Regions from separate parts of the Homo sapiens genome. Here region 1 is linked to region 2. A link is a loop called in an ENCODE intact Hi-C map of the cell type or tissue named here. Cell type or tissue: dorsolateral prefrontal cortex. All regions are shown on one strand. Each heading gives the region's core, and the rest is flanking DNA. Links, peaks and the distances in the headings are about the cores only.

Region 1 (5,383 bases), core at 291-5,290, 110 kb after region 2:
ATCAGACACAGAGACCAATATAACATAACAAAGAGCCCAGAAATAAAGCCACACACCTACCACCATCTGATCCTTAACAAAGTCATCAGAAATAAGCAATGGGAAAATAACCCCCTATTCAATAAATGGTGCTGGTATAACTGGCTAGCCATATGCAGAAGATTGAAACTAGACCCCTTCCTTACATCATATACTAAGCTCAAGATGGATTAAAGACTTAAATGTAAAACCTAAAACTATAAAAAGTCTTGAAAGCCAGGTGCGGTGGCTCACGCTTGTAATCCCAACACTTTGGGAGGCCGAGGCGGGCGGATCAAGAGGTCAGGAGATCGAGACCATCTTGGCTAACATGGTGAAACCCCATCTCTACTAAAAATATAAAAAATTAGCCGGCTGTGGTGGCGGGCGCCTGTAGTCCTAGCTACTCAGGAGGCTGAGGCAGGAGAATGGCGTGAACCCGGGAGGCGGAGGTTGCAATGAGCCGAGATCATGCCACTGTACTCCAGCCTGGGCGACAGAGCGTGACTCCGTCTCAAAAAAAAAAAAAAAAAAAAAAAGGAAAAAAAAAGTCTTGAAAAAAGCCTGGGAAATAGTATGCTAGACATTGGCCCTGGCAAATATTTTATGATGAAGAAACCAAAAGCAATTGCAACAATACCAAAAATTAACTAATGGAACCTAACTAAATTAATAGCTTCTGCACAGCAAAAGAAACTATCAACAGAGTAAACATACAGCCTACAGAATGGGAGAAAATACTTGCAAACTATGCATCCAACAATGATCTAATATCCAGAATCTATAAGGAACTTCAACAAACGTATAAGCAAAAAACAGCCCTATTAAAAAGTGGGCAAAGAACATGAACAGATACTTTTCAAAAGAAAACATATGCGTGGCCAACAAGCATATGAAAAAGTGCTCAACATCACTAATCATTAGATAAATGCAAAACTACAATGAGATACCATGTCACACCAGTCAGAAGGGCTAATATTAAAAAGTCAAAAATTACAGATGCTAGCGAGGTTGTGGAGGAAAGGAAATGCTTATACACTTCTGGTGGGAATGTAAATTACTTCAGACATCGTGGAAAGCAGTGTGGTGATTTCTCAAAGGACTTAAAATGGAATTTCCATTCAACCCAGCCATCCCATTATTGGGTATATACTCAAAGGAATATAAATTATTCTACTATAAAGTGACATGCACACATTCCACAGCACTATTCACAATAGCAAACGCATGGAATCATCCTAAATGCTCATCAATGGTAGACTGGATAAACAAAACGTAGTACATACACACCACGGAATACTACACAACCATAAAAAGAATGAGAGCATGTTCTTTGCAGCAGCATAGATGGAGCTGGAGGCCACTATCTTAAGTGAACTAATACAGGAACAGAAAACCAAATACAACATGTTCTCACCTGTAAGTGGGAGATAAACATGAGTACACGTGGACACGTGTACTTGAGAATAGAGGGTGGGAGAGGACTGAAAAACTACCTATCATGTACTATGCTTGTTACCTGGATGATGAGATAATCTGTACACCCAACCCCTGTGACAAGCAATTTACCTATATAACAAACCAGCAAATATACCCCTGAGCCCCTAGCCTAAAGTAAAAGTTTAAAAAGTATTAAGTGAATAAAGAAATGAATTATACTTGAATATAAAAATAAAAGAAATAGCAACTCTCATACTGGGATATTAGGAGTATATCTGATAAATATTATTCTGATTTCATTATATTAATATAAAATTTTAGAGTATCTGAGATTTTAAAAGGATGCTTTCAAAATCTTATTAAGAAATTCTTGCCAAGACATTTGTGTATATGAGCAAGTGTTACAAATATCATCTGTTATAGAAACTATGGTAAGGGAGCTTACTTTTTACCACTAGGATACTGGGGAAATAAAGTTTACAGCATCCTACGATGAAACACCAGTTAATATAAAAATATTGAACGTATATTGTAACGTAATTTCGAATGTTATAGAAATTTATTTCCATGAAAAAATGCTAATAAAGATTTAAAGAGGGGTACAAAGACTTGAACAAGTAGTCTGGATCCATTTTTCCCTCATTTAGGTCTCTGATTTTCCAGTGGTCAAAGAATAAAAATTAAAATGACCTTTTTCTTCTGATATAGAACTCTCTTTTCAGCACAGTAAGAGATAACGATTTCTGTCTTGAGCCCATCAATGTCCCTGGGAATACTGAGAATGTCCGCTTTGCCACCCAGAGTTCCAGAAAGCTCTGTAAGGTGGGCTTGGGCCACAGCCTCTCCCTCCCACCTTCCTGCTCGCGATGTTCTAGCTGTAGTTCAGCCTTCTGTCACGAGAGGGCACCACGGTACCACCATTATCGAACTCTATCAAGAAGGGTCTGCAAGGAGCAAAAAATAAAATACCTCCCTTAAAACTTAGCTTATGAATCTAGATTACAGAGTAATTCTAATTCTGTCAGAAAAAAACCTGATGATAGGTGTAAAATAAGTCTGTATATATGTATGGCATCAACAATGAAACACCAGACAGCTCTAGCACACGTTGGCAATCATTAGCATTAATAGTGCAAGGCAGGCAGAAGGTGACTGAGAGAGTATGGGCGTGCCTAAGTGGGTCCTGGGCAGCTGCGTCCATAATGTCCTGGAGAGGGGATGAGTGAGAGGGAGTGAGAGGTTTGAGAAGCCTGTACAACGGTAGGGTAACGGAGGGTGAACACCCAGCTCTCTGGAAGGCACCCCTCTACAGTGTGGACACCTCAATCTACACCGAGGAGGGAAGAGATAAATCAATGAATTCGATGTAGATTTGGGGTGAACAGCAAATAGGACTGTTTTTAATATGCATGTGAATTTTCCAAACAGAATTGTTATTATAATAAATATTTTCATAACATTCATTACTCTGTAGAATACACTTCTGTTCATTAAAAAAGAACGACAAAGATGAAGATAGCTGTGATGCCTCCTGGTGGCCAGAGAAATTATTGCACATCTGGGAGTAGAGTTGGGGCAGGAGAGGGGAGGGAGGAAGGGAGGGTGGGATCTAATTAATGGCATCGGGCACAGTATTCTGGAATTTTTCACATACTTGTCACAATTTGTGTGCATCCATTTATCTAGGTTATTTTTTAAAAGTATATTTTCTGGGATATATAAACCTTTTTCTTTCATTTAGAATTTTTCAACATCAGTAATATTGTTACTTAAAAACTATATGGGTCATAATTTAAAAAAAAAGTTTAGCGGATCACGAGGTCAGGAGTTCAAGACCAACCTGGCCAACATGGTGAAACCCCATCTTTACTAAAAAATACAAAAATTAGCCAGGCGTGGTGGAGGGCGCCCGTAATCCAAGCTAGTTGGGAGGCTGAGGCAGGAGAATCGCTTGAAACCAGAAGACAGAGGTTGCAGTGAGCCAAGATTGCACCACTGTACTCCAGCCTGGGCAACAAGAGTGAAACTCTATCTCAAAAAAAAAAAGTTTAATACTCTGGGATCATGTAATGGCAGACCCCAAGGAGATGAGATCATTCACAGCCCCAAAAGCATGAAGACAAAATGAGAAAAACTTTAAAATAATCAAAATTAACTGTTGATAGGGAGATAACAAGGGTATTTTACTGGTTTACTTAGTCACACCTAAAATCAGTAACCTTATATGAATAATGGTGGTGATATTGGGTAATTTGACTGATACTTAGGATTATAGAAGATTAAATATATTTAAAAACGTCTTGAGGCGTGTGTACTATCCCTTGAGGAAGATTAAAGCATTAACAGGCCTGGAGCCATCAAGTCAAAATAGAAAAATACCTTAAGTATTCCAAAGTTAGCTGCTGATCTGGAAAGAACAAGTTGTCTCTCTTATTTGCATAAAATTTCCTAAAGGCAGCACCCTGATGTGAATAATGGTCATAGTCATGGGTACCTTGGACGGCAGTTAAGATTAAAGGAGATGAGATGTAAAGGGCATTTGCTTACAGTAGTTCAGTGCATGTTACTTTCCCTCTCTCCAGCTCACTTGTCTCAAGGCCAACACCTGAGCTTCTGCCTGAGCCCATTCACCACTTCAAGGATCAGCCAACTCGTGTGGCCCTACACCCATGTCTCTTGGTACAAAGCATGAGATTTCACCTCCTCTGCCTTCATCATTACCCAGAGGGGTTGTGGAGTGGGGACCTGTGGGGAACAACAGCCAGGGAGTGGAATCTGACCATTTATCAAGGCCTGGAAGCCCATCTTCTAAAAGGGAGGCTGCCCAGAGCCATCTAGGGAGGGTGAGGGATGGAACCTCATTCCAATCCTGCCACTTTCCTGGGGAGGTGACTTAGGTTCTGTGAGGCTGAGCTTGGTCATCTGTGAAATGGGATTGACCATACCATCTCTACAGAGCTGTCCTGGGGGGTAAATGAGAAAACCTCTTGAGAATATACGGCATGGAGTTGGACTTCAATTATCTTTAAATGTTGGGACACAGCAGTAGGGACTGGCTGGGCCTCAGGGTTAAGGCAGGCATTGTGAAAAATCATTTCTCATTATTTCCCTTTATAAGAAAACAGTTGAAGAAAGCAAATGTTCCTTTGATATGCCTTGAGTTCAAAGTTTTGTAGACAGTAGTTTCTCTACTTCTTGGGTGTTATCAGAAGCTTATAAGAGCTGTTCAACATCATTCCCCTGAGCTGACCCAAATCCAGTTTCCCTTGCCTGGAATACAGGCATGTCTTTGAACTCACCTGGTGATCTCAGTGATAGATAGCAAAGTAAGCAAAGTGTGATGTCTGCTAATGGCTCCTTCTGGACTGCTTAGTATTTTAATTTATGTATAGGAAAATTCTGGACCCATCCTGCAGTCATCAATGCAGGAGTCCTCAGGCCATGTATTATCCAGCCACATCACACCAGGATTTCAGCCACCTGCTGCCTTCTGGAGAGGCACAAATCCAATAGTTAGCAGAATTTTTTACACATAATTGTCTATTCTTTTGTTAGGTAATAACTAAATGTTTATTGAGCTCAGATTTCATGCTGTCCCGGTGGAGGCATCTCATTAGCTCTAAAGTGGAAATGAGAGGGTAAGAAAAGATATGAATATATGGGCAACTTCAAATGTTAAATTGAGATGAGATGGCTCCTTCCCATTATTTTTTCTTTTGAATTTTTCTACTGCCCAATAATTTTAAACTTGATCAAGTTTCAAGTAATTTAAGATTTTCAAATGTCATTCGTTGGACTTACCAGCATCCATTGCAGCCACATGATGGAGATATCTCTTCTGTCTCTCTTTATTGCTCTCTTTCTTTCTCTCTTTGTCTCCTCCTCTTTCTTGGTTTCTTTTTCTTTACATTCAAAGTTCCATAAA
Region 2 (5,383 bases), core at 103-5,102:
AGAAGAAGAAAAAGAAGAAATAGTAGTATTAAGGGCTTCCACAGGCTTCTGAGTTGAGAAAGCCAAGTGTAGTAAGAATGGTCAGTGGAGAGTGTTCCCCAGGCCCTAGCATAAATGAAGAGGTATCAGAGTGGGTATGGACTGGCAGATAGTGACCCTGCAGCAAGACTAAGCTCTTCTGGGTGACCTGGAGGTGAGACAGTCAGGGTGAGGGTCTCGGTATGCTGCACTACAAAAGCCAGGTGAGAGATAGCAAAAATGTCCCAAAGAGACTTTTCCCCGGGGTGGGTGAAAAAGAGAAGAGAGCAGGCAGGTTTGAGAACTGCTCCCCACTCCTCCCACCTCCTCAATTACTTCTAGGCTTTTCTTGGAATCTCTCACCACAGAGCTGTAGAAAAGCCCTATTCTGGTTTCCAGAATGGGAAGAGACCTCCCAACTATGCTGAGAAGTGAGTCATTAGGTGGGAATTTGGGGAAGAAATAGAAGGAAGGAGCCAAAGTGATATATTAAGGTCACCACCTTGGTCACCTGTCCATCTATATTTTTGGAGTAAGCAACAGAATTAGGAGTCTGAACATAGGAATTAAGAAGCTCTCGAATATAACAGTGGAAGACCAGCACCTTCCCAACCTCTTGTCAGGGCAGGGATACTCTATCTCTGCGTCACTCAACCTGCCTTGGCCTCACAGCTCTTCCTTTTGCTTAAGTCTTCAAACCATCAACAGTGATAGCCACTAATTTTAGCAGGTGGCATTAGTTGTCAGCAAATGTTTTTTCATATTTAATGAATGTTTATTATAATAGAATAAAATAGAAATGTTTATTAATAAAACTTGAAATTTGTCCCAGAAGGATAAAAACGTAGATTATTTACATAAAATGGCCAAGATCTGACAACAGAACTGTTTCCTGAAGATTTACTTCACAGATTATTTTGAAAACACCAACTGTGTTCAGGAAAATTTTCTCTCCTTTTTTTCATAAAATTTTCAAACAAGTGAGAATGCTCTAAAAATGATGGTGTGGAGCCTAGAGAAAATGTTTTCTGTGTGCTATAGATGAACATAAACTATATATATATATTACTTTCCCAGGTTGAAGTGTTTCTTTCAAAAATAAAATTTGATTATTTTCAATTTTTTGAGGGATGCTGATTTTTAAAAAGGAAATAAAGAGAAATTATTAGGAAGCATATACACAGCCAGTGAGAAGAGGAAAGAAGAAAAGGCCAAGGCCAGAGGAAGGGGGTTTGGGGTGGGGGAAAGGAAGGGTACAGACCCTCCCAAATAACCGAAGATGGGTAAACTCCAACCGCAAAGCGATGATGCCACTTGTGGGCCCTCAGATTGGAGAGGACGGAGATGAGTGACGGGGCTGTGCGCACTGGGGCACCGCGCACAGACGGGAGGAGGGGGGTGTCTGTGTGTTCCAAAGGGGGGAGTACCAGTTAACTGGCCGCCGGCCCGTGGGGGTTGGTGAGAAGGAGGGTGAGCTTGGCGGTGACGCACGGCCCTCACGTGACCGGGAGCTGCAGAGCTACGCAGCCTTCGGTGCAGTCGTCACTCGTGTCTCGCTACCAGCTCCCCGCTGCCCTGCGCTCGGCGGGCTGGCATCCGGCCCGGGGGAAAGCGGACCAGGTAAGGGCCCCGGGGCCCGCGCGCCCTGGCTAGGCCAGCAGAGGCTCACCGACCCCCCCGACGAGCGCAGAACAGCGCAGGGGATCCCCGCCAGCTTTCTCCACACCCCAACATTCTTGGGAACATAGTGGTCCCCTGGGGTGGGGAAGCAGTGGCGGCTGGGGCTCCAGGGGCAGCAGAGCAACCAAGAGCGATGGAAAACCATTCCCGAGTCCTTGCAGGAAAACGGTGAACACCACGGGGGGCGAGGCGGCCGAGGGTGGGAGCGGGGGGCGGGAGACGCGGGGCGCTGGCAGTGAGGAGGGCCCTAGGCGGAGAAGGAGCTAGCGTTCCGCTGCAGCAGCCCCCCCTCCCCACACCCCAGCCCTTCTGCAGGTCTGCGGGGCCAAGTGTCCCGGCGGCGCACCTCGTGGCGAGAATCGGGAGAAGGAGGAGACTACAAGGATAGGCCCAGGTCAGTGCGAGGGACGGTGGTGGGGGCGGGTGCAGAGTCCAGTCTGAGGTCCCCTCCCAACTCCCCCATCTCCCGTCCTCCATTTTGGTGCCTGCCGAGATCTAGGGATGGATCTGTAGGGAAAATGGTGGGTTTGGGGGCAGGTAGGGGAAGACACGAGAGGTGGGGGGGGGGGCGGGCTCGAATGGGGGCCCCCTAGTGGGCGCACGAAACCTCTCTGGTGGGAAACGTGAAATTAAACAAAACAAAACATGTTGATAGCCATGACGCGGAATCCTGAAAAATGAGTAGCCGTGCCTCTGTCCTCGGTACTGAAGCGTTCACCAGCTGTTCAGCCCCTTCTCTCTCCTTTTGTCTCCTAGGAGTAATGGAGTCCAAAGAGAAACGAGCAGTAAACAGTCTCAGCATGGAAAATGCCAACCAAGAAAATGAAGAAAAGGAGCAAGTTGCTAATAAAGGGGAGCCCTTGGCCCTCCCTTTGGATGCTGGTGAATACTGTGTGCCTAGAGGAAATCGTAGGCGGTTCCGCGTTAGGCAGCCCATCCTGCAGTATAGATGGGATATGATGCATAGGCTTGGAGAACCACAGGCAAGGATGAGAGAAGAGAATATGGAAAGGATTGGGGAGGAGGTGAGACAGCTGATGGAAAAGCTGAGGGAAAAGCAGTTGAGTCATAGTCTGCGGGCAGTCAGCACTGACCCCCCTCACCATGACCATCATGATGAGTTTTGCCTTATGCCCTGAATCCTGATGGTTTCCCTAAAGTTATTACGGAAACAGACCCCTGCTTTCGAATTTACATGTTCATGATGTGCCCTTGTTGTAAACCTTTACCTGTCACTTGTTTACGTGGGTCTCCTATTACCAGCTTCTAATTGAATATTGTGTTTTTGAACCAGTCTGTAAGATTTTTGTTAGCAGAAGAATTTTACCTATTGCATGGAAAGATGCTCATTATAGTGAAGTTAATAAAGCACCTTTAAAAAGCAATCTCTATATTCTTTTTTTGTTAAAAATTTATATTGATTGTACTTAATACATGAAAAGAAAAGTACTGAAATTAAATATACCAAAGGATTAATATAGGGACTCATTCTATGAGATGGGTTAATGTATTTTTTATATTTTCTGTAATTTAAGAAAAATTGGAAACATTTTTAAATAACCTTTGAAGGCAGTAGAGTCACTTAATAAATACTTGCTGATCAGCACTACTCACAAAAGCAAAGACATGGAATCAACATAAATGTCCATCAGTGAGAGACTGGATAAAGTAAATATACATATACATCATGGAATATTATGCAGCCATAAAAATAAAGAAATCATGTCTGTTGTGGGAATATGGATAGAGCTGGAGGCTATTATCCTTAGCAAACTAATGCAGGAACAGAAAACCAAATACTGCATATTCTCATTTATAAGTGGGAGCTAAATGAAAACTCATGAACACAAAAAAGGGAACAACACACACTGGGATCTGTAGGGGTGGAGAGTGGGAGGGGGAAGAGGAACCTAAAAGATAACTATTGGGTGCTGGGCTTAATACCTGGGTAATGAAATAATCTGTGCAACAACCACCCCCCCACCTGCCCCCAGCCCATGACACAAGTTCACCTATGTAACAAACCTTCACATGTACCCTGGAACCTAAAAGTTTTCTTAAAAAAAGAAAAAAAAAATACTTGCTAATCAAATTTGGATCTCTTAGCCAGGTAAATAAACTCAGGAATTTGTATAAGTTGGGGGTGGCATTTCCTTCACATGACTGGAATGAGGTCATTTGTGTGAGACCTGTGTTTACCTGTTTTTTCTCCCATCCACACCTATTATGCAAGACTCTCATCCTCAGATTTTCCCTTCAGATGTTTAGCAGAGTGCTCAAAGGTAGGTCTCACTAGTCCAGCATAGTTCCTATTCTCAGGAATAAAATGTCTGTTGGTCATGCTGTGGTTTCTTCATGACGAGGCAGGCACTTAACCGAAGTAAAATTAATAATGACTGAGTCAGGAGCTCTGAGTTTTTGTCTCGGTTCAGTTTCTAAACAAGTAAATAACTTTGGATGTGTAACTTAGATTACTTGCCATTCCTAAAGGAACACTGGGTTCATTTAGTAATGTCACAGTGTTTCTAAAACTATGCTAATCTGCCACCTGTGTGAGAATCACCAGGGGATTTCTTGAAAATGTGGATTCATACAAAGTTCTTGGGTCCCAACATAGATCCCCTGAATGGGGCTTCAGAACTTTTGTTTTTAGCAAGCTTTCCTGGTGATTCTGATGCACATTAATGTCTAAATGGCTACTGGTATGTAAATATTTACTATGATGTCAATTTTTTTTTTTTTTCTGAGACGGAGTCTCGCTCTGTTGCACCTCTGCCTTCCGGGTTCACGCCATTCTCCTGCCTCAGCCTCCTGAGTAGCTGGGACTACAGGCACCCGCCACCACGCCCGGCTAATTTTTTGTATTTTTTAGTAGAGATGGTGTTTCACCGTGTTAGCCAGGATGGTCTGGATCTCCTGACCTTGTGATCTGCCCACCTCGGCCTCCCAAAGTGCTGGGATTACAGGCGTGAGCCACCGTGCCCAGCTGATATCAGTTCTTAAAAGCCATAATAACTTGCAGAATATAAAGGTGAATATCTGAATTCAGTTCAGGGAACCATTAAAATGTAAAGGATGAGATCATGAAAAAAGCATTAGATTTATTACATAACAATTTGAATTTTATTATCTTTTGTGGAATATTAGGTGATTTCTTCTGTACTCAACTGCATTTTTCTTAACATGGATTACGTTAAGAAGAAATACAAGCTAACAACAGATCCAGATCCAAAGAACTATTCAGTTAGCTTACAAATGCAATTGAAACACATAAAAATTCCCATTGACAGAACTGAGATATGTAAATTTCATGTTAGCCTTGGATAGAGTATTCATGCCTTGGTGTAATTATCCCTCCTATGGAGTGCAGGTAAAATAACTGTCTTAATCAATAGAATACAGCAAAAGTGACGGGATGTCACTTCTGTGATTATGTTACAGAAGATTGTGATTGTCATCTTGCTAGCAGATTCATTCTGTCTCTTCCTTCCTCCTTCCTCCCACTTTTGCTGGCTTTGATGAAACAAGCTGCCATGTTGGAGAGGCACATATAGCAAGGAATTGAGAGTGTTCGCCAGCCAACAGCCAGTGAGGAACTCAGGCCCTCAGTCTAATAGCCCTCGAGGAATTGAATCCTGCCAAAACAACAAAGGTGAGTTTGGAAGCAGATTCTTGCCCAGCTTAG

What was found. A loop is a pair of places that touch in the nucleus more often than their neighbours do. Peaks named below come from ENCODE experiments on the same cell type or tissue, not always from the same donor. Only the 100,000 strongest peaks of a DNase experiment are listed, where the experiment ranks them.
Region 1: a loop joins it to region 2, with 2.4 times the contacts of the local background. A loop is called at or near these places in 2 of 110 quality-filtered maps.

The regions. Positions count from the first base shown.
Region 1 is chrX:102,948,731-102,954,113 of GRCh38, reverse strand. The region is part of intron 10 of LINC00630 (long intergenic non-protein coding RNA 630); the gene reads right to left. Among named protein-coding and RNA genes, the nearest start is that of RAB40AL, 14 kb to the right of the region's middle. In dorsolateral prefrontal cortex, for the core only: CTCF peaks have their summits at 2,316 (motif pointing right) and 2,990 (motif pointing left); DNase peaks (open chromatin) are centred at 2,333 and 3,013; H3K4me3 peaks cover 724 bases; H3K27me3 peaks cover 3,899 bases.
Region 2 is chrX:103,060,351-103,065,733 of GRCh38, reverse strand. BEX1 (brain expressed X-linked 1) reads left to right here and starts at 1,563. Exons shown (of 3, transcript NM_018476.4): 1 at 1,563-1,638; 2 at 2,003-2,092; 3 at 2,455-3,083. The coding sequence starts at 2,460. The coding sequence ends at 2,837. RefSeq lists an enhancer at 1,379-1,673. In dorsolateral prefrontal cortex, for the core only: a CTCF peak has its summit at 2,340; DNase peaks (open chromatin) are centred at 1,503 and 2,073; H3K4me3 peaks cover 2,267 bases; H3K27ac peaks cover 2,382 bases; H3K27me3 peaks cover 4,301 bases.